Linked DNA regions of Homo sapiens: region 2 is linked to region 1. The links are chromatin loops, found by intact Hi-C in ENCODE. Cell type or tissue: dorsolateral prefrontal cortex. All regions are shown on one strand. Each heading gives the region's core, and the rest is flanking DNA. Links, peaks and the distances in the headings are about the cores only. Region 1 holds the start of OPHN1 (oligophrenin 1). Region 2 overlaps OPHN1 (oligophrenin 1).

What was found. A loop is a pair of places that touch in the nucleus more often than their neighbours do. Peaks named below come from ENCODE experiments on the same cell type or tissue, not always from the same donor. Only the 100,000 strongest peaks of a DNase experiment are listed, where the experiment ranks them.
Region 2: it touches region 1 in a loop (2.2-fold over the local background); 2 of 110 quality-filtered maps call a loop at or near these places.

What each region holds. Positions count from the first base shown.
Region 1 is chrX:68,427,828-68,443,411 of GRCh38, reverse strand. OPHN1 (oligophrenin 1) reads left to right here and starts at 9,917. Exons shown (of 25, transcript NM_002547.3): 1 at 9,917-10,244; 2 at 10,388-10,545. The coding sequence starts at 10,392. In dorsolateral prefrontal cortex, for the core only: no CTCF peak of the experiment used is centred there; DNase peaks (open chromatin) are centred at 9,551 and 9,901; H3K4me3 peaks cover 3,287 bases; H3K27ac peaks cover 2,403 bases; H3K27me3 peaks cover 6,398 bases.
Region 2 is chrX:68,239,997-68,255,580 of GRCh38, reverse strand. All of the region lies in intron 5 of OPHN1 (oligophrenin 1), which reads left to right. Among named protein-coding and RNA genes, the nearest start is that of OPHN1, 190 kb to the left of the region's middle. In dorsolateral prefrontal cortex, for the core only: no CTCF peak of the experiment used is centred there; DNase peaks (open chromatin) are centred at 5,888 and 6,098; H3K27ac peaks cover 3,312 bases; H3K27me3 peaks cover 4,607 bases.

The sequences.
Region 1 (15,584 bases), core at 4,832-12,831:
TGAAACCAGTTTCCTTCCTGTGGTAATGTCGGTTTAACCATGTGAGAGAGAAAGCATGATTGGCATGTTCTGGGGCCTTGCCAGAGCATTGTCACTGCACTGTTGCATTCTTTTGACAACGATCTCAGCACCCACTGCCTTGTGAGGTGCTTCCATTTATAAAATTACTAGCATGAAAATTTTACTAGCATGAAAATTATTGTAAGTCAGTGGGAAAAATTAATATTGTGGAAAAAATTAATGTTGCCCTTAGAATCCTTTCTTAAAATGCTTTACTTTGTATCTGTTTTGTTCTACTCTAAGTATAGATGCACATCCATTTGCAGTCATGACAAGTTATGACTCTTGTCCATTGCTTGTTTTGTTGCTGAAAGAGGAAGAGAATTAGAAATTGGAAATAATTGCATATTTCAGCTTATGTCATTTTACTTTAAAAGAAACTAAAAGAACTTTGTGGGGCTCAGTTGTCTGAAGGTTTCTTCACGTCTTCCCACCCCCAGGGCCAGAAACTTGTTGAAATACATTTCAGTTGTATACTTTTCTCAAGGTATTCTAGTAATTCTGCTAAAGAGTATGTAATGTGCTATGTGATGCTGGTGAAAATGACCACATATAAAATGTTATGCAGGCTAGGTGCAGTGGCTCATGCCTGTAATCCCAGCACTTTGGGAGGCCGAAGCGGGTGGATCACTTGAGGTCAGGAGTTCAAGACCAGCCTGGCCAACATGGTGAAACCCTATTTCTACTAAAAATACAAAAATTAACCGGGTGTGGTGGCGAGCACCTGTAATCCCAGCTATTTGGGAGACTGAGGCAGGAGAATTGCTTGAACCTGGGAGGTGGAGGTTGCAGTGAGCCGAGATTGTGCCACTGCACTCCAGCCTGGGCGACAGAGCGAATGTCTCCAAAGGAAAAAAAAAAATGTTATGCAAATTCCACAGTTAATCATGTTTATTTAATTATTAGCTTTGAGTCAGATGCAAAATAAACTGAAGTAGTATGGAAGTCAGAAAGCCTAATGCTGCCAATATGAGGAACAGAAGTTTTCACTCATGTTATTAATCAAAACCATTGTTGTATGAGGACTGTCATATCCCGATCAGTTTTTGACCAGTTTTTAGTAGATAAAATCTCATGTCGAGTGGAGTGTGGTTGCATGTGCCTGTAGTCCCAGCCATTTTAGAGGCTGAGGTGGGAGGGAGTGGTTTGAACCCAGGAGTTTGAGGCCAGTCTGGACAAGACAGCAAGATCCTGTCTCAAAAAAATCCCCCCTAAAACCGTATCAGTGCATAAGACTGGATGCCTACATTTTGGACCACCTCCATCAGAATCACCTGTTGTACTTATAAAAAATTTAGATTTCCCAAGGCCTTACCTAAGACCCCACTCCCCCACCCACATTAGTTTCTGATTCTTTGTTATTTTCAAGCCTCAGTTCATATTGTCTGGCCTCAGCCCCTACCTAAATCCACATCATACCATCAGAATCGCTGGGAGAGGGGTCCAAGGAAATCTACATTTTCAATAAGCACCCTAAGTGATTCTCATACAAACCAAAGTTCAAGAATCATTAGTAGAACGTTATAATTTAGTTTCCATGATTCAGCAGGCCCCTCTAGGAACTGCTGGGAAATTTCTGGCCCCTCAGTAGAGCATGGTATCTTCTAAGATGCTATAAAATGGCATAGCCCAGCAGGCTGTGCTGGGATGCTGGGTATTGATATCTTCCTGGGAGTTAAAAAGTAATACAACTGTGCCTTTATTGCCCTTATAAAGCCTTTTAGAACTGACATAAACCTTGTTTGAATTTTTTTTGAAATGTGGCTTATTAGGAATCAAAATGGACACATAAAATGGTCACGAGGAAAAAATTCCCAGGTTATTACCAATAGATAGCTTTGATATGGTGCTGCTGGTGTGAAAATGTGATGAAAATGGTGAATTCTATGGATAAAGAATTTTGGTGGATATTTAATCACATAGACTGAAATAGATTATATTTTTAAAGCTATAAATTGGTGGCTTTTTTTTCCACCAAGCAACTCCATAAAGAGAAACTTGAAGGGAGTGGGTAAATGGAGAGTTGGATGTACAGAGAATTATAAAAGAGGATTTTTCCTTTCTAACCATTTGCCACTTCTAGCTCCTAAAAGTTTTAAAATCTTGGCGTAGGCTGAGGAAAAAAACTAAGCCAAGTTCAGTCAAAGCAGGGAATGGACCAGAGCCAAGACTAGAGCTGGGAATGGTGCCAACAGTAGTAAAGGATTTAGACCAGGCTAGAACTAGGGGCTAGGCTAGCAGTGTTGTTGTGCTGAGGGGCAGTTATCTACTTTGTCTTCTGTCTCATGCAGTGCAAGTCTGGAAATTCTAGACAGCTGAGCATATGTAGCTTGGGAGCCAGTTTTGTCAGCTAGCTCTTCAGAGAAGTTCAACATAAAGCCTCTGTTAATATTCAGCCTGGGATAATTTCAAATCATTTGCTGAAGTTACAGCAAGTGACCCAGAACTATTTTTTCTGTATTACAGTTCCAAGTACGTCCAGTCACATAAGCAGGAGGGAATGGAGATTAGATGTTGATGAGTTAGGCTGGAAGGTACTGTAATGCAATGGCAAAACATGACTTTGAATTCAGAGCTGGATTTGAATCTCTAGGACATCATTTATTCTCTGGGTGACTTTGGCCAAGTAGCTTAACTTCTCTGAGGTTCAGTTGCTTCATCTGTAAAATGCAAGGGACAATAGCACCTTCCTCAATGAGATCATTTATGTAAAGTGCCTGTAAATGAGATCATTTATGTAAAGTGCCTGGCATAGGAGAAATCATCATCAACTTGTGCTGTCCCCTCTCCCTCCACCTGCCACCTCTATTTCACCTCCAGGTTTTCTTCTTGTTATTGGATACAGGCCAGTAACTTCTATATTTTTTCTACCTTTTTGTGAAGGAAGGATTATAACATTTCAGGACAAAGACCTTTAGGATCCTTTATAAGAAGCATAGGGTTTATAAAATATTACTTTATATCTTTAGGTAAACATTTTTTTTTCAGACACAGGTTCTCCCTGTGTTGCCCACATTGGAAAGCGGTGGCTATTCACAAGTGCGATCATAGTTCACTGCAGACCCGAACTCCTGGGCTCAAGGGATCCTCCTGCCTCAAGCTCCTGAGTAGCTAGGACTCCAGGCGAGTGCCACCACATCTACCAGGATAAAACTCTTTTTAAAAACACATTTAATAAATTACTGAAGTCTAAAAATGACATTTGGAAAATTACCTTTTCTTTCCAGCCTCCCAGACCAGTTTTTTTTTTTTTTTTTTAACGGAGTCTCGCTCTGTCGCCCAGGCTGGAGTGCGGTGGTGTGATCTCGGCTCACTGCAACCTCTGCCTCCCGGGTTCAAATGATTCTCATGTCTCAGCCTTATGAGAAGCTGGGATTACGGGCTCACACCTCCACGAACAACTAGTTTTTTGTATTTTTAGCAGAGACAGGGTTTCTTCATGTTGGCCAGGCTGGTCTCGAACTCCTGGCCTCGAACTCCTGCCCTCAAGTGATCTGCCTGCCTTGGCCTCCCAAAGTGCTGGGATATCAGATGTGAGCCACTGGGCCCCTCCTAAAATGGGATTTCTTTCGCTTCCTTGTAAAATGGTGGCAAACCCTGCTTATAAGTGCATGTGCATGTGTATTCTTTTTACTGTCACAGACTCAAATTGCATCGAACTAGTGGAGCTTGTTAAACCCTTACTAGTTACACGAGACTAGGCAATTACTGAAATTCTCTGAGCCTACCATCCCTCACATATAAAGTGAGGATGATAATACCGTAGCAGCTGTCTTTACACTGGGGTATGCCTAGCCCTGAAGGTATGTCTTAGTCCATTTGGGCTGCTATAACAAAAGTATCATAGACTGGGAGACTTATAAACAACAGAAGTTTGTTTCTTACAGTTTTGTAGGCTAAGAAGTCCTGTTACAGGTAGAAGGTTTTCACTTTAAGTTGCCCAGGTTCTTGGCATTTTGAGCAAAGAATTGGACAAAACGCACAGCAAAGCAAGGAAAAAATGAGGCAACAAAAGCAGAGATTTATTGAAAATGAAAGCACGCTCCACAGTGTGGAAGTGGGCCGAGCAAGCTTTTCAAGCGCCCCCATACAGAATCTTCTGGGGTCCAAATACCCCCTAGACGTTTCCCATTAGCTATTTGGTGTTCACCCCATGTAAATAAAGTGGTGGCCCCCAATCAGTCTGATTAGTTGTAGAAAGCAACCAATCAGAGGCTGAAGTGATGTTACAAAGTTACACTCCTATGCTTTCGGCAGTCAATCAGAGGTACTTTCAATTTTCCATCTGCCCCTCAGAAAAGGTGGGAGTTTGCAAAGGGAGTAGCTTCTGGTCCTTTTGTTACTTAGGCGTGGAAAGTTGGGATTTTCCTTTCAATTTAGTTATAGGAAGTCAGTGTGAAACGGCCTTAGGTTCCCTGCCTCCAGACCCTATTCCCCTGCCTCAGTGCCACATCAAGGCATTTGCAGATTCAGTGCCTGCTGAAGGCCTGCTTCCTGCTTTGTATACTGCTGTCTTATCTCTGTCCTCACATGGTGGAAGGGATAAGGGAGCTCTCTCAGGCCTCTTTTACAAGTGCACTCATCCAGCTCATGAAGGCTCCACCCTCATGACCTAACCAAGTCTTAATGCCCCACCTCCTAATACCATTACCTTGAGGGTTAGGATTTCAACATATAAACTGGGTGAATACAAATACTCAGTCCAGAGCAAGGCACATGGAAACTGTCCAACGGCTTTGAGGTCACCAGGTAGCCGAAAGTGAACCAATTTCCGGATACGCAATTTTCTTTAGCACTTTTTCTAAAAATCATTTGTCTGAGAACTCACCTCCAGTTTTCCTTTCCTACCTCCCTTGCTCAATATCTCAAAGGGAAAGCATACCTTTTAAACATCAAGAATCTTACTATGGTGCTTTGGCCCAAGGTATAAAAACCCTTGGGGCTAAACATAGAAATAATTTAAAATATTGGTGTTCAGGAATCTTCTTTAACTCAATGCCCTGAAACCTACCTCTTTCTTAACCATCTTACTAAGAGATGCAGTTCCAATAAACTTTTTTTTTTTTTTTTTTGAGAGAGAGTCTCACTCTGTTGGCTGGAGTGCAATGGTGTGATCTCGGCTCACTGCAACTTCCGCCTCCGGGGTTCAAGTGATTCTCCTGCCTCAGCCTCCTCAGTAGCTAGCATTACAGGTTCACTCCACCATGCCTGGCTATTTTTTTTTTTTTGTATTTTCGTAGAGATAGGGTTTCGCCATGTTGGCCAGGCTCATCTCGAACTCCTGGCCTCAAGTGATCTGCCGGCATTGGCCTTCCAAAGTGCTGGGATTATAGAAGTGAGCCACTATGCCCAGCCCCAATAAAATTTTATATTTAATAATAATTACAATGTGTTCGCATTATTTTACTCTATTATGTATGCTTAATAATCACAGAAGCTTTTTAATCCATGAAGCCTTATGGTCACAAGGAAATAAAAAGAATTAACTTTCTATTTATGAGCTGTGCATGGTGGCTCATGCCTGTAATTCCAGCACCTTGGGAAGCCAAGGCAGGAGAATTGCCTTGGCTTCCTGGGCTCGGGAGTTAGAGACCAGCCTGGGCAACATAGGGAGGCCCTGTCTCTATTAAAAATTAAAAAATTAGTAGGGTGTGGTGACGTGCGCCTGTAGTCCCAGCTACTTGGGACTGAAGTGGGAGGATTGTGTGAGCCTGGGAATTTGAGGCTGCAGTGAACTGTGATTGCACCATTGTACTCCAGCTTGTGTGACAGAGTGAGACCCGGTTTAAAAAAAAATTATGTTTGTGAGCATATTTTTGTTGCAGAGAAATTCAATATGGTGATCAATAGACTTTAAGTATGGAAGTATGATGGTTGGCCAGGTACGGTGGCTCATGTCTATAATCCCAGGGCTTGGGGTCGAGGCAGGAGGATTGCTTGAAGCCAGGAATTTGAGACCAGCCTGGACAACATGGTGAGACCCTGTCCCTACAAAACAACACAACAACAACAAAAAACATTAGCCAGACATGGTGGCTCAGGCATATACTCTTAACTACTTGGGAGTCTGAGATGCGAGAATCGTTTGAGTTCAGGAGTTCGAGGCTGCAGTGCACTTAAGATTGTGCCACTGCACTCCAGCCTGGGTGACAGAGTAAGACTGTTTAAAAAAAAAAAAGGATAAAATTTCTGTGGGGAAAACGTATAGATAATTGATTTGAAGAAGAAAAAATGAACAATAGAATAAATTTTTTGAAGATTCAAGATGTGTTTACACTTTGTTTTGCTTTGTGCGTTTGATGATGGATGTCAGATTGAATACTTTTAAAAGAGTGATGTAACAGTTTTATTTTAAAACGTCAATATTCCTAGTATGTTAGAAATTAAACTTTTTGCAACTATTTAAGCATAATGAAAAAATTTAGATGTTAGGCCAGGGGTGGTGGCTCATGCTTGTAATTCCAGCACTTTGGGAGGTTGAGGTGGGTGGCTCGCTCGAGGTCAGGAGTTCAAGGCCAGCCTGACCAACATGATGAAACCCAATCTCTACTAAAAATAAATAAATAAATAAAGCGGGCATGGTGACATGTGCCTGGAATCCCAGCTACTCGGGAGGCTGAGGCAGGAGAATTGCTTGAACCTGGGAGGTGGAGGTTGCAGTGAGTGGAGATCGTGCCACCACACTCTAGCCTGGGTGACAGAGTGAGACTCTGTCTCAAAAAAATAAAATAAAAAAAAGATACCACTTAAAAACGAAGGAGTACATAGCTCCCAAAATTCTTTTAGGGGTTATGTGAACAAAATTTTAAAGACTCTCAGTGACATAGGGTTAGCTGTGAGGGTCAGGGAGAAATTGTGCAAAGCAATTAAGATAGTGCTTGATGAATGCAAGTATTATCTGAAGAACTGAGTTTTTTTTTTTTTTTTTTTTTTTTTTTTTTTTTTTTTGAGATGGAGTCTTGCTCTGTCATCCAGGCTGCAGTGCAGTGGCCCAATCTTGGCTCACTGCAACCTCTGCATTCTGGGTTCAAGCGATTCTCCTGCCTCAGACTCCTGAGTAGCTGAGATTACAGGCACACACCACTACACCTGGCTAATTTTTTATTTTTAATAGAGATGGGGTTTCCCCATGTTGGCCAGGCTGGTCTTGAACTCCTGACCTCAGGTGATCTGCCCGCCTTGACCTCCCAAAGTGCTGGGTTTACAAGCGTGAGCCACCACGCCGTGTGAGTTCTAATTTTAGCCCTGTTTCTTCTTCGGTATTTGGTCTAGGGAATTTGTTATTTCTGTGCTTTAGTTTCATTGTCTAGATAAAGGATAACACAGATGACTGTAAAACACTTTGAGTATAGGAACTCAGATGAGTATGATTGAATCTAACATCAATAATGTCAACAGCAGCTGGGCATGGTGGCTCACACCTGTAATCCCAGCACTTTGGTGGGGGCTGCAGTGGGTGGATCCCTCTAGCCCAGGAGTTTGAGACTAGCCTAGCCAACATGGTGAAACCCCGTCTCTACAAAAAAATACAAAAATTGGCCAGGTGTGGTGGCATGTGCCTGTAGTCCTAGCTACTCAGGAGGAGGCTGAGGTGGGAGGATCACCTGAGCCCAGGGAGGTCGAGGCTGCAGGGAGCCGTGATTGAGCTATTGATTGCACTTTAGCCTGGGCAACAGGGTGAGACCCTTTCTCAAACAAAAAAATACATAAATAAATAAAATTTTAAAAAATGTCAATGGCAATTTTTATAGTGATGAAAATATATGTATAGGCTTTATAAATAAAAGTATATAGCAGGTGTTCAAAAAATGCTTGTTAAACGAGTGAATGAATGCTAAAAGGAAACTTACTAGTGTGAAAGACCATATACCCATTGAATGGGTACCTTCCCTTAGTACCTGCATTTTTCAACCCATGGTGCATTTAAAGCTCATTTTGGACATTTTCCCATAAATTAACCTTAAAGATAAAAAGAGTAAGAAACAAAACTTTCCCCTGAGATGTGGCTACTTATTTATTTTCAGAGGGCGTTTTCTCATTGCCATTCTGCTATATAGTGTAGTGGTCAAGAGCACTACCTCTAGAGCCAGCCAGGCTGGGCTCAAGTTCAAGTGCTGCCATTTAACTAGCTGTTTGTCCTTCGGCAAGTCACTTAAACTCTCTTTGACCCAGCTTCTCCATCTTTAAATGGGTATAATAATAAAACCATCCTCATAGGGTTGTTTTGAAGATTAGTGAGATGGGCGATAGGTTGTGTGGTGGGTAGAATAATGTTTCCTCCTTCACAGATGTCCATGTCCTGAAACCTGTGGCTACGTTATCTTATGTGGCAAAATGAAATTTGCAGATGTGATTAAGGATGATGTGATGGGGGAGATTATCCTGTGGACCCAGTGTAATCATAAGGGTCCTTAAGGGGAGGCATGAGAATCACAGTGATGTAGCATGAGAAAGACTTGACTGGCCAGTGCTAGCTTTAAAGACGGAGGAAGGGAGCTATGAGCCAAAGGATGTGAGCAGCTTGAGCCGGAAAAGGTAAGGAACCAGATTCTACCCCTAGACTATCTGAAAATGAACACAACCCTTCTAACATCTTGATTTGATCCCAGTGAGGCCCATTTCTGATTTCTGCCTTCTGGAACTGTAGATTATAACTTTATGCTGATTTAGGACATCAAGTTTGTGGTAATTTGTCACAGCAGCAACAGGACCCTAATTCAGGTGGGTCAGCCACTATTATTCTATTTACAACCCCCTTCCGTTCTGGCTTTCTTCACAGGGCAATCTAATGTAAACACTTCTGCAGAATTAAAGGGATCTCTTTGCCCACGCACAAACTATTTTTTAGTTTTTCGAGCCTCTACCTACCCTTAGTCTCAAGACAGCTGCCTTTAAGGTAAGCTGCAAGACAATTTATAACATCCTATTCTTAGACTTTCCACTTACACATGGAAAATCATATGCATTATCGGCGTCTGCCACAAAAGCCATGCTCTGAGGTCCTATTCAGGAAAATATTAACTCTGAATTATGGCCTCCCTTTCTTTGGCAGGGGGCACTGAGCTTCACGGAGACCCTAGAGTAGGAATCAACCCTTCAGGTCGAAGGCCCAAGGGAATTAGAGCACTTAGAGCAGGAGACATGGGAAAAGAAAGAGGAAAAGAAGTTGGTAGGTCCGAAGGAGGCTGGAAAGAGGGGAAGGCAAAAGAATACACAACCCAGCCGAATCATGGGAATTGAGAGATGGCTTCCTGCAATCTAGTCTTGCGGGTTCTTGCTCTAGTTTCGGAAACTTCCCCCGCAGAGTCCAGCGCCGCGCACCTGCCCCTTGGGGCCGGTCCCTGCGCAGGAGCCTGCGGCAGGCTGGGAATGCCGTTCTGGGAGAGCAGCCTCCCAGGCGGGGTGGTGGGGAGACTGCAGGGAGGAGTCTTGGGGAGTGCAAACGGAAAGACTACATCTCCCAGGCCGCCACGCTTTCCAGCTGGAGTCCTAGGGCGCTGACTGCTCCCCAGTTTCCGTAGGGAAGCGCTGGGCTACCGCGGCTATTGTGCGTCGCGCTCTCGCCCTCCTCTTCCCGCTGCAGTGTCTATGGAGCGAGGCTACGTTTCATTGCCGCCCTGGCTTAACCCTTCCGGCGCCTAAAAGGACGGCCGGCCGGCCGGCTCCCTTGCACCAGGAAGAAGTCTTAGCAGCCAGCGGGCCCTGGTCAGGAAACTCTAAGGTACAAGGAAAACAGTTGAGGAAGGAGCCAGAGCGCTCCGGTTTGGTCCTCGGGCTTCGCTGGGGCGGGGCGCAGGCGTTGGCTTTAAGAAAGGGGAGGGGACAGTGCAATCCGGGTTGCCCGCGGAGTTCGGCCAAGGAAGTCTTCCGCTCGCTCCGGAGCGAGGAGCCTGTAGAGAGGCTGTTCCCAGCTCCAGCTCTAACCTCGCCTACACCTTGGGCGGGCCCAAGTGTCACGTTTGCAATTGCTCAGGAAGGATCCGGCCCGTCTCCGGAGGCAAGTCGGGCTGCGGTTTTTGCTGCTTATCTGGGAAGGCGATGCCTAAGGGACATGCTGCTTGCTAGGCAGCACCCTGCCGGGATCCGACTGCGATAGTTAGCTCTCCCTGGCCCTGAAGCCATCGCCGGGGCGCCTGTTCTCTGTCCGGACCAGCCAGCGCTCCTCAGGAGTCTCACTGAAACAGGTACCTGTCCTCCAAAGGGACGGAGGCTATGAGCTTCCTTAAGCGGGTCGCGCGCTCAGTCCGTCCCCTCTACTTCCTCTACTGTGCCATTGATGCTCTCGGTCTTTGTGTCTTTCCCCTTTCCCCCTACTCCCGGCCATCAGAACCATGGGTCATCCCCCGCTGGAGTTCAGCGACTGCTACCTGGACAGCCCCGATTTCCGCGAGAGGCTCAAGTGTTATGAGCAGGAACTGGAGAGGACCAACAAATTCATCAAAGACGTAATCAAAGACGGCAACGCGCTTATCAGCGCTATGAGAAGTAAGTGCAAGGCTTCGATGAGCTGTTTCTCTGAGCTGGTGTGTCTGGCCTTTAAGCCTTTCCACACCACCAGGGGAAGGGAGATTGCAGGGTGACTCCCAGCCCAGATCTCTGAGGCAAATGGGTTTCCCACACTTGGGGAGTGGAGATAGTAGAAGTGGAAAGTGGTGGATACAACCAGAACTTTGGGCCTTTTCCTTTAGTGGTTTTGACCTTATAAGACGTGATCCGTAGCTGTGCCAGGGACCCTCTTGCTCAGCAATTACCCTTACTTGGCAGATGATTGTTCTTAAGGGACAATCTGCTGTACTGTTAGACATATTCAGCACCCCTGTCTGGGGCAAAGTGACATCCAAGCTGACCAAGGAACTGCCCCAGCACCTCCTAAACAATTGGGGATTAAGGTCAGCAGCTTGAATAATAATTTTGTCCTGGTCTCTGGTTGCTACAGATAAGTGTGGGGGGCAGTAAAAAATTCGCCATGGCAAGTTATTTTTTAAGGAAAGCACCTTTGCCCCAGTGAATTATTTTCTTTATCACACTGAGCTATGGTTTAGGTCAAGGTCAGTCTAAGTTCAGGATTATTGGATGGCTTCACCTGCCACTGAATTCTGCTTGAGTGTGGAACAAAGAGCTGACTACTTAGTCCCTGCCACAAGGGGCCCAGCCCCCAGGGAGTAAAATAGGGATAGGGTTGGGGGCTGCTGGGCTGAAGGAACTTCACCTAGCTTCGCTTTTCCAGTGCTCACAGCTGACTCAGCTGTGGGAAGCTCTCTCCTTCCCCCATTGTGTGTGGAGGTTTTTTTTCTGCTTGTTGGTAGGAGGCTTGGAGTAAAAGAAAGAATAATAAACATCCCCAACGAGAGTGCAGGCAAGCCAACCCTTTATGCCAAAGCATATACACAGAAGAATGGAGGGTAATGATTGGGTGGAGTGATAATTAATTTTTTCTCTTGGCTGAAAGATGATTGTGAAAAATAAACTCAGAGTCATTGGCAAGTATGTCCTATATGGTTATAACTTTGTTTTGAGTGAATTTATCACCAAATACAGGGTCTAGGACCAGTGTGGCAACCTTCTTAGGCGGATGCAGTCAACCAAGAGCAGGGAGAAAGAAAGATTTGAAAGTGGTAGTGCGAGGCTGGGCGAGGTGGCTCACGCCTGTAATCCCAGCACTTTGGGAGGCCAAGGCGGGTGAATCACCTGAGATCAGGAGTTCGAGACCAGCCTGGCTAACATGGTGAAACCCTGTCTCTACTAAAAATACAAAAAAAAAAAAAAAATTAGCTGGGCATGGTGGCAGGCACCTGTAATTCCAGCTACTCAGGAGGCTGAGGCAGGAGAATCACTTGAACCCAGGAGATGTTGGTTGCAGTGAGCCGAGACCGTGCCATTGCACTACAGCCTGGGCAACAAGAGTGAAACTCCATCTCAAAAAAAGAAAAGAAAGTGGTAGTGTGTTGGTAACTGCTGCCAGCTGGTATTTCTTGTGCAGCCCTTCTGATTTGCCCTGTGGAGTCGGTGCTTTTCCTTCACATGCTCTCTGCCCACTTTTGGTCAGAATATGTACACTGTCGAAGTTCCTGCAGGTCATTTGATTGTGTTTGATCTTTTAATGATTTGTCTTATTGTGGCCTGACCAAGAGTAAACTCCTAGTAGTATCTGAAATGCTGATCCTTAAGAGGTTAAGGATATGCAGGTTGTGCTACATAAGTAGAAAGGTGAGAGTTCACGGAAAGGAAAAGGAGGAATGTTTCAGCTTTGTTTTGTTTTGTTTATATATTACAGTAAACTGCTTGGTGCTGTGTCCCCAGTAAAACGAATCTCATCATAAGCCCTAGGAACAGAATGGCTTTGTGAAGTGGATGGTAACTAAAAGCATGCTAAAAATCACCAGCTAAGGCATATCAGAGAGATTAAGATTTATAAGAAAAAAAGTAGTTCAATAAAACATGGTGGAAGAGCAAAAGTTTCATAAGCTAGGGGCAAGTAAAGGTTTTTATTCTTTCCTTTTCTTTCTTTTTTTTTCAATTTTTGTTTTTGAGATGAAGTCTTGCTTTGTCGCCCAGGCTGGAGTGCAGTGGCATGATCTCAGCTCACTGCAGCCTGGATCTCCTGGTTTCAAGCGATCCTCCTGCCTCATCCTCCCCAGTACCTAGGACTATAGGCATGTGCCACTGCGCCTGGCTAATTTTTGTATTTTTTGGTAGAGATGGGGTTTCACCACGTTAGCCAGGCTGGTCTTGAACTCCTGACCTCAGGTAATCCACCCACCTTGGCCTCTCAAAGTGCTGGGATTGCAGGGATGAGCCACCACGCCTGGCCTCTTTCCTTCTTTTCTAAGACTCAAAGTGATAAGAGTCAACAGTTAAGCAGATCTAAAATTTTGCATATGAGCAGAAGATCCAAGAGATATTCTAGATTAGGGGCTCCTTGAAATTTGTGGTAGTTTTCTGTTTCTGAGTATACACAGAAAGCCAAAAATAGGACAGGTAGAAAATAAAACCCAGCAGCTAACCCATTCTCCATTTCTTTCCATTCAATTGCATGGATTCTAAAAGTCTGATTAGCTAGAGGCAAAGGTAGGATGTTTCCTACTGTCTTGACCACAGTGATGTTTATACTCCCACTCTCCTTCCTCACACTGTGCCAGCGGAGCGACTTTCTGAAAGTAGGTAGGGTGGAAGCAAAACAAAGTTATGTTCTTGCTCTGTGTTGAGGAAAAAGGAAAAAGGAACACTGGAATCGGAGTTAGAAGATCAGGATTATGTTCTTGGCTTCTCCATCTTGGGATCTAACACAAATCACTTTTTTTTTTTTTGTTTTTTTCTGAGACAGAGTCTTGCTTTGTCACCCAGGCTAGAGTGCAGTGGCATGATCGCAGTTCACTGCAGCCATCGCCCCTTGGGTTCAAGTGATCCTCGTGTCTTAGCCTCCCGAGTAGCTGGGACTACAGGCACACACCACCAGATCTGGCTAGTTTTTGTGTTTTTAGTAGAGATGGGTTTCACCATATTGGCCAGGCTGGTATCGAACTCATGGCCTCAGGTGATCCATCCACTTTGGCCTCCCAAAGTGCTGGGATTACAGGCATGAGCCACTGCACTTGGTCCCACAAATCACTTTTCATTTTTCTTGTTTTAGAGACAGGGTCTTGCTTTGTTGCCCAGGCTGGAGTACAGTGGCACAATCATAGCTCACTGTCACCTCTAATTCCTGGGCTCAAGTGATCCTCCCACCTCAGTCTCCCCAGTAGCTGGACTCCAAGTACACGCCACTATGCCTGGCTAATTTTTAATTTTTTTTAGAAACTGGGTCTCACTGATCTCGCCCAGGCTGATCTGGAATTCCTGGGCTCAAGCAAGCCTCCCACCACGGCCTCTCAAAGTGTTGGGATTATAGGCGTGAGTCACCACACCCAGCCAAATCACTTTTTTTTGGAGACAGAGTCATGCTCTGTTGCCCGAGCTGGAGTGGAGTGGCATGATCTCAGCTCACTGCAACCTCCGCCTCCCGGGTTTAAGCAATTCTCGTGCCTCAGCCTCCTGAGTAGCTGGGATTACAGGCACCTACCACCACGCCCAGTTAAATTTTGTATTTTTTTTAGTAGAGACGGGGTTTTGTCTTGTTGCCCAGGCTGGTCTTGAACTCCTGAGCTCAGGCAGTCCGCCCCCCCTTGGCCTCCCAAAGTGCAAGAATTACAGGCATGAGCCACCGTGCCTGGCCCCAAATCACTTTTACTTCGTCTGTAAAATCGGGGTAATTATACCCACCTCCCAAGATTGTTGTGAGGCTCAAAGAAATTAATGGATTATGAAAATGATCTGTAAATGGAAATGGCTAAACAAAGTTGTTGATAATACATCTTCGGATTCTTAATATATCTGTTGGTGAATGTGTCATTTTCTGTAGGTTTCTGAAGGGAAATGCATAAGCAGAAGTAGTTGGAACTCCTCTTGCTTAAATGTGATCTCTTCATAATTGTTGAAGTGCAAGGTGATTATAACTTAAACTAATGGAAAATAAAAATACCATCCCTCTGAAAGGTGACTATATTGCCAACTTTTCTGTTTGTCCTTTATTTTTATATTGGTAGCTTCAGTCCCCAATGTTGTTTGAATATTTGCTAAGCCCTGAGGCTAGGCATTATTCAGAACAAGTGATGTGGCCCCTGCTCATATCACAAAGCAGCATGACACATCTAATAAGTGTTATATATAGTTAGCGAATGCATACTATTCATTCAATACATACTTGGACACATACCGTGTTCAAGTCATTGTTCTTGGAGCTGTCAGGCATACAGAATGAGTCACAGATGGATACTGCTTTCAAGAGGTTCTTAGGCTGGTGGGAGAGACAAGACGTGGATAGAAATGATTGTCATATAAGGTAGTAGATACAGATGAGAGCCATAAAAGTGGGAACAGGTGGACCTGATGATATATGACATGAGAGGGAAAGCTGATTTCCCAGTGGGAGCACAAGGGAGAAGCCAAGGAAGAAGCACCATCAGAGTTGGGTAGAATTAATAACACTATCACTTGTTTAGCTGTTCCCATGTGTCAGGCATTACATCTTGTAACAGATTTTTGAGATAAGGATTATTATTCCCATTTTTTAGATGAGGAAACTGAAGTTCAGATGAGTTAAGTAACTTTCTCAACTAGTAAGGGCAAGTGTCTGAATTAGAACCTAGACCTGACTCTAAAGGCCCTGCTTATCCTACTGCATGACACTATTCAGGACAGGGCATTTCATGTAGCGGGAGTGACACAGAATATAAAGGGGACAGCAAATAATTTGAGTCATCTGGGGTATAGGCAACAGAAAGGGAGGTTTGGGCTCCTGAGGAGCTGGATTACAGCCACCATGCCCAGCTAATTTTTGTATTTTTAGTAGAGACAGGATTTCACCATGTTGGCCAGGCTGGTCTCGAACTCCTGGCCTCAAGTGATCCACCAGCCTCAGCCTCCCAAAGTGCTGGGATTACAGGCGTGAGCCACCACGCCCAGCCTACATTCTTTTTTTTTTTTTT
Region 2 (15,584 bases), core at 2,687-10,686, 190 kb after region 1:
CTTCCTCAGTCGTCTTCCTCAGTCTTTTTACTCCTGAGGCCTTTGACTGATTAGATGAGGCCCACATATCCGCAAGACTACTGGTTTAAATGTTAATCTCATCTAAAAACTATTTCTAAGTAAATATCTAGACTAGTGTTTGAGCAAATGTTTAGGTACCGTGGCATGGCCACAATGACACATAAAGTTAATCATCAAACACTATGAGAACTTTTGTTGTTGATTTAATTACTTTCCTTTTCCGTATTCACATAACTTTTATTTCAGTATATTGTTATAATTTTTGTTGTGCTATTTTAGTAGTTATTGTTGCTCATCTCTTACTGTCGCTAATTTATAAATTTAACTGTATCATATATATGTATGGGTAAGTGACTTAAGAACTCTTGAGGCAGGCAGTTAGAAGTTTCAGTCAGTGTCCTCCAGGTCTTTTCTCCGTGGTTCTCTTAGACTTCACCTCAGGGTCATAAGATGGCTGTCACAGCTCAACATATTACATACTCACATGTTAGCATCCCAAGCAGAAAGGAAGTGGGGGAGCTCTTTTTTTTTTTTTTTTTTTTCTTGAGGCAGATTCTCGATCTGCCTCCCAGTCTGGAGTGGTGCAGTCTTGGCTTACTGCAACCTCTGCCTTCCAGGCTCAAGCAATTCTCATGCCTCAGCCCCGCCCAGGTAGTTGAGATTGCAGGCACATGCCACCACGCCTGGCTAATTTTTGGATTTTTTGGCAGAGACGGGGTTTCACCATGTTGCCCAGGCTGGTTGTGAACTCCTGACCTCAGGTGTTTGGGAAGCCGAGGCTTCCCAAATTGCTGGGATTACAGGTATGAGCCACCATGCCCAGCCATAAAGGGCTCTTTTCACATGGCATAGTTTGTCTTTTATCCAAGAGAAAAATGTCTTACCAAAGTTGCCACCTGACTTTCCCTAATAACTCATTGGCAATAGCGGAGTTGTGGGCCCACTCCTAGGACAATATTTAGGAAAAAGACATAGGAGTACTAAAATTCCCCTTTGGCCTGGGAGGGGGGCTCACTTTTTTTTGGAGAACGTTGCTTGCCTGCCTGATATCTGAAGAAATAGGAAGAAAGAGGATGGCTATTGAATTGGCAATGAACAGTGACTGTCATAATGGCCTTTTGAGAATAGAGATGCTGGACTCTAACCAGGAGCCTCTGGAATATATTCAAAGGGCAGGAAAGAGAAAAATACTGGTTATCTATCTATAGTACTTTAATATAATAATCACAGAGGCACTTTCACCATATCTTGTTTTCCAAAGAGAGATTGCCTCAAAGACCCAGAGAGGGAATGTGACACCTCCTAGGTCCTACGGGAAGCTAGTGGCAGAGCAAGGAATAATACTCATATTCTTTTGCTACCTTCATGCTGCTTGTACCACTTTTGTTCCTCCAGCAGGTCTTAAGCACTGTTCCACAGTGAGCAGGTCTATGCACACCTACCCCTGAAGTCTAAGAAAGCTGAGAGGCTTAAGAAAGAAGCTGACATATCCAGTTTCTGAGAGAGAAACATGTAATAGATGTTTACAAATAGAAGCCATAGTCTTGGGCAGCAGTGAGACAAGATGGTGGATCCCTGTGCCGTTACCCCCTAGACGCAGGGCGTACATACCACAGGGACGGAATGTGTAGGACAATTGAAGTTGACCTGCCCGGCAAAGGCAAGAATGCTGTGTGAATCTTTCTAAGGGCAGGATCTATGGTCAAAGTTATTCTGATCTACGGGCAAGACTGATAACAGTAGATAAAGTAGAAATCTTAGAGGCATTTCCAGAACAGAGGTTAATCAGAAGTCAATATAGTAGATTTGCATCCAAGATGGAGTTGCTTTAGCTTCTACAGGCACTTTAAGAACATATTTGGCAGTGATTTCTGCCTATATGATGTAAGCATATTGTGGTTTAAAAATTTTAAAAAATTTAACTGAAATTGACTTATTACTATCCATTTATATTGTAGCTTACATTTAGCAGCAGAAGAGACCTTCAAAGTTATTAGTCCCACCTCACTTTACAGTTGGGGGAACTGAGGCTTAGAAGGTTAAGTGACTGACCCAGGAGCATAGATGGTTAGCAGGGGAGATGGGATCAGAACCCAGGTCGCCTGATTCCTAGTCAGATGTAATCACCAGTTCTTCAGAGATATTCCATAAATATAATATTTTGGGCAGAGCTGTATGAGTTTTATTTTTGTTCAAATTATGCTGAGATAACCTTGTAGACCCAATGTCTTGGCCCTCATTTAACCCATTCCTGCTTTAGCCATTTCTCTTCAGAAAGAATCAGATGCACCTTTTTGCATCACAGTTTCCTTATCTGAAAAAAAATGAGGATAATGAACTATATGGTTTATTTTACTTATAAAGTTCTATGATTAATACAAGCCAAGACTAGAGCCTAGCTGAGTCTCCAGATTTCTGTTTTGAAAATCAAGGGGTGTATTTTTATTTTAATAAACTACTAAGCCAATATTTATCCAGACAACTTAGTTAATATAACTTTTTTTTTTACTTGCTTGTTTTTTAACCAAAGTGGGTGTTTAAAAATTTGTCTTTCAACTGGCACTATGTTGTCAGTCTCACCAGGCACAGCAATCTTCGAGGAGGTCCATCTTCCAAAGCCAGACTTCCTCTAAAAAAAAACTCCCCAGGAAACTGGCTTCTGCTCACAGTAGGATATGCATGTCCAGAGGATTTTTTTTCTTATTTACTTATGTAGCCTCTGTGTGTGTGAGATAAAGCTGCTTCTCACTTCCGTTGACAATTAGGAAGTGGCTGGCATTAGTAGGCAAGTAAGGGGGGAAAAGCCCTGCACCCCAACCAGAATTCAATAGTTAAAAGGAAATTGTTATATTGTTTTCAAAGCATTTACTTTCCTCTCCTTGATTGTATCAAGGAAGATGCCAATTCATCATCATCATTGCTATTCTTATGAAACACTCAATATGTATTAAATATTTATCATGCAATCTCTTTTGAGCCTTTCGACAACTCTATGATGCAGTCCCTACTGTAACATTTATTTTGTGAGGAAACTGAGGCAGGAAAATAAGAACTTTAAACAAGCTGGTGTTTGAGTTCATGGGTAAACCCTCTCATTGGAAAATGGGAAATTGTTGGTAGATGATGTTGCCTGATGATATGTATGGCGATTTAATTTGGGCTCAGATTTTTAGTTCTTTAAGACAGTATTATTGCCAGGAAATACTTTTCTGAGAACCCCAGAAAACCTTGCATATTGGTTAGATATCATAAGAATAACATAACAAAGCATCCCAAAATTCAGTGGCATAAAGCAATAAGCATTTATTTCTGGCTCACACATCTATGGGTTGGCTGAGGTAGCTTTGTTTTTTTTCAATTAGGTTCGATGGGGCTTGGCTCAGGCCACAAGTTCCATTTAGGTCTGCTGTATGTGTCTCAATTTTTCAGGGATCAGAGGGTCACCTGAGGCAGATTATTCTCAGGATGGTGGCAGAAGTGCATGGTGGGTAAGCAGAGACACGTGAGGTCTTTCAAAGCTAGGCTCAAAGCCAGCCTACCATTGCTTCCTTACAAATTCAGTTGGCCAAAACAAATCATATGGCCAAGCCCAACATCAGTAAGGAGGTGAAATACATTCTTCCTTTAGCAGAACTGCAAGGTCACATGGCAGAGTACATGGATACAGAGAGGTGGGGGGAAATTTGGGAACAATAATTCAATCTGCCATGCCTTGGCTGAAAAGTAGTGGCAGTAGGAAGTCAGAAGATGAGAGCTAGAAAAGATACTCTGATGGAGAGTGAGAGGTGTAGTGGGAAGATCCTTATGGTTAGGAGATCTGGTTTTGAGTCCTAACTGTGACACTTTTTTAGTATGACCTTGAACAAGTCATTTTCCTTGATATTTGAGCATTAAGGGTCCATGTGATGTCTTCATCTTATATTTTCACTTACCTAGATAAGGATGTAGAGTAAATGAATGCAATGATTAGTCTATGTTCAAACAGCTAGGTTGAATCAGTAAAGACTGGAACTTTGAGTTCTTTTTCCATTCCTCAATCTTCATTGCTTTAGAAGAATAGTTAATATTTGAGGAGGGGCCAGGTGCGGTGGCTCTCGCCTGTAATCGCAGCACTTTGGGAGGCCAAGGCAGGTGGATCACGAGGTCAGGAGATCGAGACCATCTTGGCCAACATGGTGAAATCCCGTCTCTACTAAAAATACAAAAATTAACTGGGTGTGGTGGTGCGTGCCTGTAATCCCAGCTACTCGGGAGGCTAGGTAGGAGAATCGCTTGAACCTGGGAGGTGGAGATTGCAGTGAGCCGAGATTGCGCCATTGTACTCCAGCCTGGCAACAGAGTGAGACTCCGTTTCCAAAAAAAAAAAAAAAAAAAAAAAACATTTGAGGAGGGGTGTTGGGAGAGGTTTCAGCTCTCCTCCTTTTCTCATGAAATTAAAGCTGTTTTACTACAATTCTTCTTTCCACATTACCATGCTTATCTGTTTTCCATTTCTTCAAAGCCCTGAACAAGGAGAAGTAGGCCAAAATCATAATAGGAAGAACTGAAGTTCAGGCAGAGTAAGTGCTTTTTGCATGTAACTGTACTTAAATGTTATATATTGTTAGGGAAACTGGTAACATTGCTGTCCCCAAAGATCTTTTAGAGAGGCATCTGTTGCTATGTGATGTGTTAAGTGGAGTTATTCCTGAAAGAAGCACAGTGGGCTAGATATGACTCATGGCCTCTTCTGTCTTTATGCTATTATAACATATTTATATGTGTTTATTTGTCAGACATTCATATCATGCTCATATAGTGCCAGATATTCTTCTAAGAAGTCTACAGGTACTAATTCATTTAATCCTCAAAACTATGAGACAGGGAGTCTTACTTATTTCTGTTTTACAGATTAAAATAAACGCAAATACCAAACACGAACAAGGAACAACAGCAACAAAAACCTAAGGCACAGGGAGGTGACATAACTTTGGCACAGTCAAGCACTAGAAAGGAGCAGAGCTGGTACTTGAACCCAGGTTATGTGATTCCAGAGTCCACGCCTTTAGCCACGTGGCACATAGGCATCAGAACTGAGCAGGCCAACTCTGCTACTTACTAGTTCTGTGACATGGAGTGAAGTACTTCACTCCTCTGAGCCTTGTTTTCAACTCTAAAATGTGAACAATAATTATATCAGCCTCACAGGGTTATTGTGAGGATTCAATGAGATAGTGCATAAAACCATGCTTGGCATTGAAACATTAGTTCTATTTCCGTGAAATACTTCTATACATTTTAAAGATGACTTTATAAGTCTTCCTTTTAACTTATAGTTTATGAACTCTTACAAGGTTTATAATCCTTGGCTTGATTGATTTATCTGTATGACTGATTCCTTAGCAGTCTGTAAGACAATTTGGCCTTGCCATTTCTGTCTAACATAGGAAAAGAGCAATGAGGCAATTTCCCTTGGGGCGGAGATTAAGAGCCAGTGACCCCATGTATCTTGGCTGTCTGAGAAGTTGCTGAACTGTGCCATCTCCTTTTTCCACATTTATCCTTACCTTAAAAATAGTCATGAATCTGAATTTTGTATATAGTGTTGAAGGTGAATCTGACATTATAGTTTTTAGAGTTCTCATTCATTATGCTCGTTATTTTTTCTCTTGACACCCCAGCAAGAATTTAGGAAACCTTTGCTGGAGTGCCCTTGTGAAGAAAGGCCTTAGTTTGTTACATGCCAAAGTACCATGTCCTGCTGACAAGAAGCGTTCTCCTCCTATACAAAGAGTGATACAGTATTCACTCAGAGCTCACAGCCCTGCCTGTTCCGCATGCTGGGATCCTCGGGGACTGGTGCAAGTGGGTGGAGGAGGTTATATAAGCTCACATCTCCTTCCAAGTGGGAAGAGGCGAGGGACAACAGCTGTCAGCTCCACAGCTGGTCTTGCCAGCCCAAGTGATTCCAACTTTATTTGATCAGAGAAGAAGGCTTCTCAGTACACAGAGGGGAGATTTGCTGATCCAGAGCCAATGTTTTAAAACTTTGGCAATTTGTGCTAACTTCCTCTGGCTAGGACAGATGCTTATTGGCTCTGGCTGCCTGGACATGGTGTTCTCGAGGCATTTTGTGTCATCCTGAATTGGGCCCAGCCAGCTGCTCATCTATAGGAGATTCTCAAGGAATGGTGCAAAGCTCATTACCCTTAGACTTTTGGTTGGGCAGTTGCTCTTGCATCAGTATCCATTTCATTACATTAAACTAAAAGAATAAAATAAGTTCTCAAAAGGCAGATATAAAACACAGCAATCTCCATAGGCCATTTTTTTATTTTTAATTTTTTGGGGTACATAGTAGGTATATACATTTATGGAGTACATGAGATGTTTTGATACAGGCATGCAATGCATAATAATCACATCAGGGTAAATGGGGTATTCATCACCTCAAGCATTTATCCTTTGTGTTACAAACAGTCCAATTATACTCTTTATTTTAAAATGTATAATTAAGTTATTATTGACTATATTCACTCTGTATTGCTATCCGATAGTAGGTCTTATTCATTCGTTCTAATTTTTTATACTCATTTACCATCCCCACCTCCCCATCATCCCTCCACTACCTTTCCCAGCCTCTGGTAAGCATCTTTCTATACCCTATGTCCATGAGTTCAATTGTTTTGATTTTTAGATCCCACAAATAAGTGAGAACATGTGATGTTTGTCTTTCTGTGCCTAGCTTATTTCACTTAATATAATGATCTCCAGTTCTATCCATGTTGTTGCAAGTGACTAGATCTCATTCTTTTTTATGGCTGAATAATTACTCCACTGTGTACACATACTACATTTTCTTTATCCATTCATCTGTTGATGGACATTTAGGTTGCTTCCAAATCTTAGCTATTGTAAACAGTGCTGCAACAAACATTGGAGTACAGATATCTCTTTGATACACTGATTTCCTTTCTTTGGGGTATGTACCCAGCAGTGGGATTGCTGGATCTTATAGTAGTTCAATTTTTAGTTTTGTAAGGAACCTCCAAACTGTTCTCCATAGTGGTTGTACTAATTTACATGCCCACCAACAGTGTACCTCAGTTCCCTTTTCTCCACATCCTCCCTAGCATTTGTTATTGCCTGTCTTTTGGATATAAGCCATTTTAACTGGGTGAGATGATATCTCATTATAGTTTTGATTTGCATTGCTTTGATCAATGATGTTGAGCATCTTTTCATATGCCCGTTTGCCATTTGTATGTCTTTTTTTTTTTGAGAAATGTCTATTCAAATCTTTTGCCCATTTTTGGTCCAGTTTTCTTTTCTGCTTCAATAGGAAAGCACTGAGTTCAATGCATCACAATTGCTGTGTTCTCCCTCCTCCAGCAGCCAGAGATGTTCTCTGAAACATGCTGCTGCTGCCAGGAGTTGGCAGGGTGGTGGTGTCTGCAATTCTGGACTGTTTTATCTATCTCCTCAGTGTCCTTTCGGCGATATGAAGTTACAACCAGGTACTTTGTACTATGAGTGCTTACATGATTTTTGGTTCTGATGAAGGTATTTTTTTCTGTGTAGATAGTTGTTAACTTGGTGTCACTGCAGTGGAGGGGGACAATCGGTGGAGCCTTCTATTTCGACATCTTGCTCTGCATCTTTCCACAATAATTGGCAATTTATTCTTTTAAAATTTTGAGATGAGTGGAGTGCAGTAGCGTGATCTCAGCTCATTGCAACCTCCCACCTCAGCCTTCAGAGTAGCTGGAAATACAGGCACACCCCACCATGCCCAGCTAATTTTTGTGTGTTTTTTTTTTTTTTTGTAGAGACTGGGTTTTGCCATGTTACCCAGGCTGGTCTCAAACTCCTGGGCTCAAGCAATCCTCCCGCCTTGGCCTCCCAAAGTGCTGATATTACAGGCATGAGCCACTGCGCTCCACCTGGCAATTTATTCTTGATTTACTGTAACTCTGGGAAGGACATGGCTAGCACATAACTTAATGTCAACATTTCTTTTTACAACTGAAAGGAATATTGGGCTTTTGGGATGCATCTCTTGTCCTTGGTGGACTATAAGGGTGTTGAAAGCCAGTTGTAATGGCCTGTCCTCTGTAGATTCCCCTCAGAACTAAGTCTATGCCTGTTACAAGCTTAGTTACTATATTTATAGCTAGCACAGATAAGAAATCTATGTGATGGAATATTAAATTTATGCCTGACAAGCAAAACTATAGTAAAGAGAAAATTTGCCTACGGCCTTAAATACTTTGGAGACAGACAAATTTACAAGGACAGTATGTGAGGTCGGGGTTATAATATGATCGTGTACACAGAGAGAGTACAGGAAGGACTGCAAACAAAGATAGGATATGGGGATATTGAGGAAGACTTAGAGAAGACACCACTGAGAAGATGATACATCTTCTTGTATGGAATCTTGAAGGACGATTTGAAATTAGCCAGTGAAGTGGAGTGTGAGGTACAAGGATGCTAAGTGGAGGGCTCAGCTTGTACAAAGAAAGTTTTCAAAGTACGCGTTGCCATCTCATGAGGGATCATGTATATCCTCTCAAGGTGAGTATACTTAGTCCTGTAGTTGATATGGAACGCTTTGCAGCAGGGGAATGTAGTAAATTTTAGATAGTTTAACCCACCTCTTACTGGTTTTTTGCATTGGGTAAGATATTTAATCTTCCTGAGGTTTAGTTTCTTCATTTGTAAAACAGTACTACTAAAGTTTATTATACAGCAACTTTGATCATTAAATGGGGGTCAAATATCTAGACTATGCATAGTATATTAGAGCTACTCAGAAAATAACAGATTCTCTTCTCTTTATACTCATGTTTGATTTCCTGTATTACATTATATTTTAATTTAGCAAGTGTATCTTGAGCACCCATTTTCGCCTATTTCAATGCTAGGCCCTAGGGATGGAGTTGAATAAGATACCGTCCTTGACTTTATGGAGCTACAAGTTATGTAAACTAACTATTCTAACCACAAGACCATGGTTTCTTGTCTCCTCTGTGCCACTGGGCAACCATCGACCCACTCATTTTCTAGCCTTCTGCAAAACTCCTCTTTATCCTCACCTATCTTTGCCTTTTTATCTCTCATCCCAGAAAACATCCTGGCCCTTCTCCTGCCCATAGATGATCTCTTCATTTGGGTTTTTTATCCCACTCCTTGTATTTTCTTATTTTTTCTCCCTCCATATAGCAACACACTTAAATCCCTCTTGCATTAAAAACAGAGCCCCATTCTTACTGTCAAGGCCTGGAAGGACTACAGCATAACAGTTTTGGCTAAATGATGATAGTCAACACATTGTAGCAATAGGAACTCAAGAGTTGACATTATTTTAAAACGGAGGTATGGTACCTCAGGATGGTTTTTTAGCAGGGAGCAAGGTGCTTAGTTCAGTGGTGGTAGGAAGGGGATAATGGCAAGTGTCAAAGTTGTCCATAACCGGCCAGGCACAGTGGCTCACGCCTGTAATTCCCGTACTTTGAGAGGCCGAGGTGGGTGGATCACCTGAGGGCAGGAGTTTGAGACCAGCCTGGCCAACATGGTGAAACCCCGTCTCTACTAAAAAGACAAAAATTAGCCAGGCCTGGTGGCATTGCACCTGTAATTCCAGCTACTCGGGAGGCTGAGGCAGGAGAATAACTTGAACCTGGGAGGCAGAGGTTGTGGTGAGCGGAGATTGCACCATTGCACTCCAGCCTGGGTGACAAGAGTGAAACTCCAACTCAAAAATTCATAAATAAATAAATAATAAATAAAGATTTTCCATAACCAAATATGATCCAGTTATAGAGGGCATGACTATCAATGGAGGGTGTGATTCACACAAAATTCATCTGGCACTCAAGTGGTATGCAAGGTAGAGACTGGGAATTCTGAACCAGATAGAAGTCCTGATGTTTCAAATGGGACACAAAGTCAGAGTCAGGCTGGTAGCCACATTGACATGACAGTAAATCTAGTGTATGGGGCTGGAGTTCTTAATCTACCCTGTCTCATTGTAGACTTGGTCTCAGCAACTAGAGCCAAGGTAGACCTATATGAGCAAATTAAGTAGACTCCACTCTTGAAAGAAGAAACGAGTCTGCTAAATGCCTTACTATTTAAATAAGGAAATCTTTGAGAAAGTATGTTTTATATAGAGGAAATCATATGAACAAAAAGCACAGTATGAAAAAGTGTGGCATATTTGGGGAACATATAGTAATCTGGTGTGATTAGAATATACATGTTTCATACAAGGAGTGCAAGAGGTGAAACTGGAGAGTAGATTGGCGTGAGACTGCAGGGCCTTGAATACGAGGCTAAAGAGTTTATACTTGGTACTGAGTTAAGTCTACTAGTACTGTCTTATACCTGGTGTCTGTGGGATCTCATTTAGGGGTGTGCTGTGTCCTTAAAGCATTTCCTTAGTGCCTTTCCTTATAAAATATATGGTGGTTTCTTCACAAGGTTATCTACTTCTACATTGGGAATATTGAGAGTCAGAAGGTTAAGATTTTTGTTTAAGGTAATGTAAGTAGTAAATGGAAAATGCAGAATTTGAACGTGGTTTAGTGCCCTTTCCTAGTATATAACCTAGTATATTGTCGAGGTTAGAAGTAAGGGCTTTAGAGTCAATTATGGGTTTGAATCTCCATTTCTTTTACTTCTATTAGCTTGTGCAACTTTGGAACAGTTCGTTTTCTGAGGCTCAGGCTCATTCCTCTTCTGTAAAATTGGGATAAGAATAGTAACATTCACAGGCTTGTATGAGGATTCAAAGAGGTAATGCATATCAAGTGCTTAACATAACAACTTACAAATAATACTCAATAAGTGGTAACTATTTCTAGTATTACATTAAAGTTATATTGGAAAAATGTGTTTTTACTTGAAAAAGTTAACTCAGAATATGTAGAATAAAAGGAGTTGATCCAGTATTCTGATGTTATAGTCATATTTGGATAGGAATTCATGCTTGTTCTGCACTGAGGTTGCAAATTTGCTTCATGTGTTCATTCACTGATTCACTAAACAGATGTTAATTTGGCCACACTCTGTACCTGACACCATTCCTTGTACAATGAACAGGACAGATGAAGTCTCTGCTTATGTAGACCTTACATTTTAGTGGTGTGCCAGAGGGTGGGAGGCAGATGTTAAACAAATAATTAGATAAATAATTTCAGATTGCAACAAATGCAATAAATGCTTTGAAGACAATAAAATCGGTGATTCGATGTTACTTGTGGGGGTGGAGTTGGTCTAGGGCAACTTTAGAAGGAGTCATAATGGACAGCCTCTGAAAATGTGACACTTCAGGTGTGACCTGAACATTGAAAAGAAGCCAGTCATGAGAAAAATTGGAGAAAGAGTGTTCTAGTCATGGCAAGCGCACAAAGGTCCTGAGGTAGGAACAAGCTTAGTGGTTTGTCTAAGGAACTAAAAGAAGGCCATTGTGTCTGAAGTGAACACTGATGAGAGAGTGTTCTGGCCCAGGCCAGATCATAGGGGATTTTGTAGGTCATAGTAACAACTATGGATTTTATCCCAAGCACAGTGTGGAGTCCTGGAAGTTTTTAACTGTGGGGAATGATATGATCAATTTATATGTTTTTGATAATAATAATAGCTTTTGTTTATTGGACAGATACAGTGATAAGCACATTACATGCATATATTTCATCAGTCTTCACATAACCCAGTAAAATATGATGTTATTTTTGTGATTATTTTAGAGATTAAGAAATCTGAAGCTTAGTAAGGTTAATTTTTTAAAGGTCACAAAATTATTGTTATTTATAGAACCAAGATTTGAGTTTGAGTTTATCTGATCCTAAGCCTACATGGCTTTTATTAAGCTAAAATATATATAACAGGCCAGGCATGGTGGCCCACACCTGTAATCCCAGCACTTTGGGAGGCCAAGACGGGCGGATTACTCGAGGTCAGGAGTTTGAGACCTGCCTGGCCAACATGGTGAAACCCTGTCTCTACCAAAAATACAAAAATTAGCTGGGCGTGATGGTGGGTGCCTGTAATCCCAGCTACTCAGGAGGCTGAGGCAAGAGAATTGCTTGAACCTGGGAGGTGGAGGTTGCAGTGAGCTGAGATCGTGCCACTGCACTCCAGCCTGGGTGACAGAACGAGACTCCAGGTCAAAATAAATACATAAATAAAATACATATAACAACATTGGCTATTTTAATCATTTTAAGTGTGTAATTCAGAAATATTGATTGTATTAAAAATGATATGCAACCATCACCATCAAATATTTCCAAAACCCTTTTATCACCCCAAGCAGAAACTCTGTACCCGGTAAGGAATGACTCCCCATTTTCCCCAGCCCTGGTAAAGTCTAATTTACTTTCTGTCTTCTCTATGAATTTTCTTATTCTAGCCAAGCTTGCTGGCTCATGACTGTAATCCTAGCACTTTGGGAGGCCGAGATGGGCAGATCATGTGAGGTCAGGAGTTTGAGACCTCAGCCAACATGGTAAAACCCCGTCTGCACTAAAAATACAAAAATTAGCCAGGTGTGGTGGCACATGCCTGTAGTCCTAGCTACGTGGGAGGCTGAGGCAGGAAAATCACTTGAACCCAGGAGGCAAAGGTTGCAGTGAGCCAAGATCGCACCACTGCACTCCAGGCTGGGCAACACAGTAAGACTCCATCTTAAAAAAAAAAAGAATTTTCTTATTCTAGATATGTCATATAAATGAATTCATACTATATTTCTCTTTTTGTGTCTGACCTATTTGAATTAGCATAATGTTTTCCAGGTTCATTCATGTTGTAGCATGTATCAGAAGTTCCTTCATTTTTATGGGTTAATAATATTCCATCTAGTGTATATACCACATATTTTTTGTCCATTTATCAATTGATAGACATTTGGGTTTTTTCCACCTTTTGGCCATTGTAAATACTACAGGGAACATTGGTCACCAAGTATCTGCTTGAGTCCCTGTTATCTATTATTTTGGGTATATACTTTGGAGGGAAATTGCCTGGTTATATGGTAATTCTGTGTTTAAATTTTTGAGAACATGACAAAATATTTACCTGGGTGCCTGTACCATTTTACTTTCCCATCAGCAGTTCACAAGAGTTCCAATTTCTTCACATCCTCAAGAACACTTATTTTCCACATATATAATTTTCATTTCTAATTTTTTTATAGACAGGATCTCAGCCTGTCACCCAGGCTGGAGTGCAGTGGCATGATAATAGCTCACTGCAGCCTTGCATTCCTGGGCTCAAGAGATCCTCCCGCCTCAGCTTCCTGACTAGCTAGGAATACAGGCATGTGCTACTGCATCCAGCTTTTTTTTTTTTTTTTTTTTTTGTAGAGATGGGGGTCTCACCATGCTGGTCTCAAACTCCTGGCTTCAAGCGATCCTTCTGCTTTAGCCTCCCAAAGCTCTGGGATTACAGGCTATTTTCTGTATTTTTTATTTTAGATATCCTAATAACTGTGAAGTCATATTTCATTGTGATTTTGATTTGCATTTCCAATAACTAATGATGTTGAGTATCTTTTCATGTATTCGTTGGCTATTTCTATATCTTGTGATATGGCCATATGTCTATTCAAGTTTTGCTCATTTATTTTCTTATTGTTGAGTTTTTTCTTTTTTTGAGATGGAGTTTTGCTCTTGTTGCCCAGACTGGAGTGCAATGACGCGATCTCGGCTCACTGCAACCTCCGCCTCCCAAGTTCAGGTGATTCTCCTGCCTCAGCCTCCCAGGTAGCTGGGATTACAGGCATTCACCACCACACCCAGCTAATTTTTTGTATTTTTAATAGAGACAGGGTTTCACCATGTTGGCCGGGCTAGTCTTGGACTCCTGACCTCAGGTGATCTGACTGCCTCAGCCTCCCAAAGTCCTGGGATTACAGGTGTGAGCCACCGTGCCCAGCCTCTTATTGTTGAGTTTTAAGAGTTCATTTTATGTTTTGCATACTAGACCTTTGTCAAATATATATGCATAATTGTGTATAATTTTATATAAATGTGATCATATAGCGTTCTGTTTTGTAACTTTTTTTAATACTCACTAATATCATGGATACCCCTGTAGGTCAATAAATGTTCTCTTACAATTTGTAATGACTCATAATGTTCCATTACATAAATGAATTATAATTTAGTTTGTTTTTATTTCTTTGTTCCACTTTGCTATTATTAATAATGGTATAGCAAACATTTTCGTGAAACATGAACTGAAGCAGATAGAACAGCAATTTCATTGGAACTTTTTAACATTTGCCTTTCTGAAACTGATAATAATTGCCCAGGAAAAATAAGTGACAATATCAAAATCTTAACAATACAATAAGTTTGAGCTATTTTATTTACATAGAATACACAGAACTTTGTATCCAAGAAACAGGGATACATGTTCTTTTGGGTACACAGACAACATTAAGAAATATAAACTATGCATCAGGCTATAAAGGAAGCCTCAAAAATTCAAAAGATTCTATATCACATAGAGTATGTTTTCTAACCATAAGAAAATAAAATTAAAAATTAATGATAAAACATTCCATATTTGGGAACTAACAAAATGGCAAATATTCTTTGGGTTAAAAAAATAAATATATTTTATGATGAAATGACAATGAAGTCAGTATATATCCACATTTGTGGGACACAGTTCATTATGTAGAAAGGAAGTTCATTGCTTTAGATATATTGATCAACAAATAAGAAAGATTAAAAACAAATGTATTGAGCATTTAAATTAAAAAAATTGATAACAACAACAAAACCTACCCGAAGTGACAAAACAGCTGGACATATAAGACTTAAGGGCAGAAGTGAAATAAATTAAAAAACAACTATAACAATAAAAAATGGTAGAGGTAATTAACAAAGCCAAAAATTAGTTATTGAAAGGATTAACAAGGTAGACTGGTAGGAAAATGCAAACAAACACAGTAGAGAATATAGAGTAAAATAAATGAAATATTACAGACACAACAGATTTGTTAAAAAGACGAAAGAATTATAACACATTTGAAAAAAAAGAGATGAGGTTAATTCCTAGAAAAATGTAAATGGCCAAAAGTTGGCAAAAGGAAAGAGGGAGACTGAGTAGACGGATATATATTAAAGATATTGAAATGGAATTCATACTTCCCCTCCCCTTCACTCCCTCAGAAAAAGTGGTCCCCAAAAATTTTAACCTTAGAAATGAGTCGGTTCAAATCCTTTCATTACTAGTGTAAAGGAGAAAAACATGTGCTTATTGTAATCAAATTAGAATTGCAGGAAAATTAAGTAAATAATATTTATATGATAACCTATAGCAAACATTATACTAAATGGAGAAACTTTAAATATGTTCATCTTACGATGGAGAACAAGAGAAAGATACCCATTTGTCTACTATTGTTTAACCCAGTACTGGAGAGCCCCACTAATACTGTTAGAATGAAAATTGGCCGGGCGCAGTGGCTCATGCCGATAATCCCAACACTTTGGGAGGCCGAGGCGAGCAGATCACCTGAGGTCAGGAGTTTGAGATCTGCCTGGCCAACATGGCAAAAACCCATC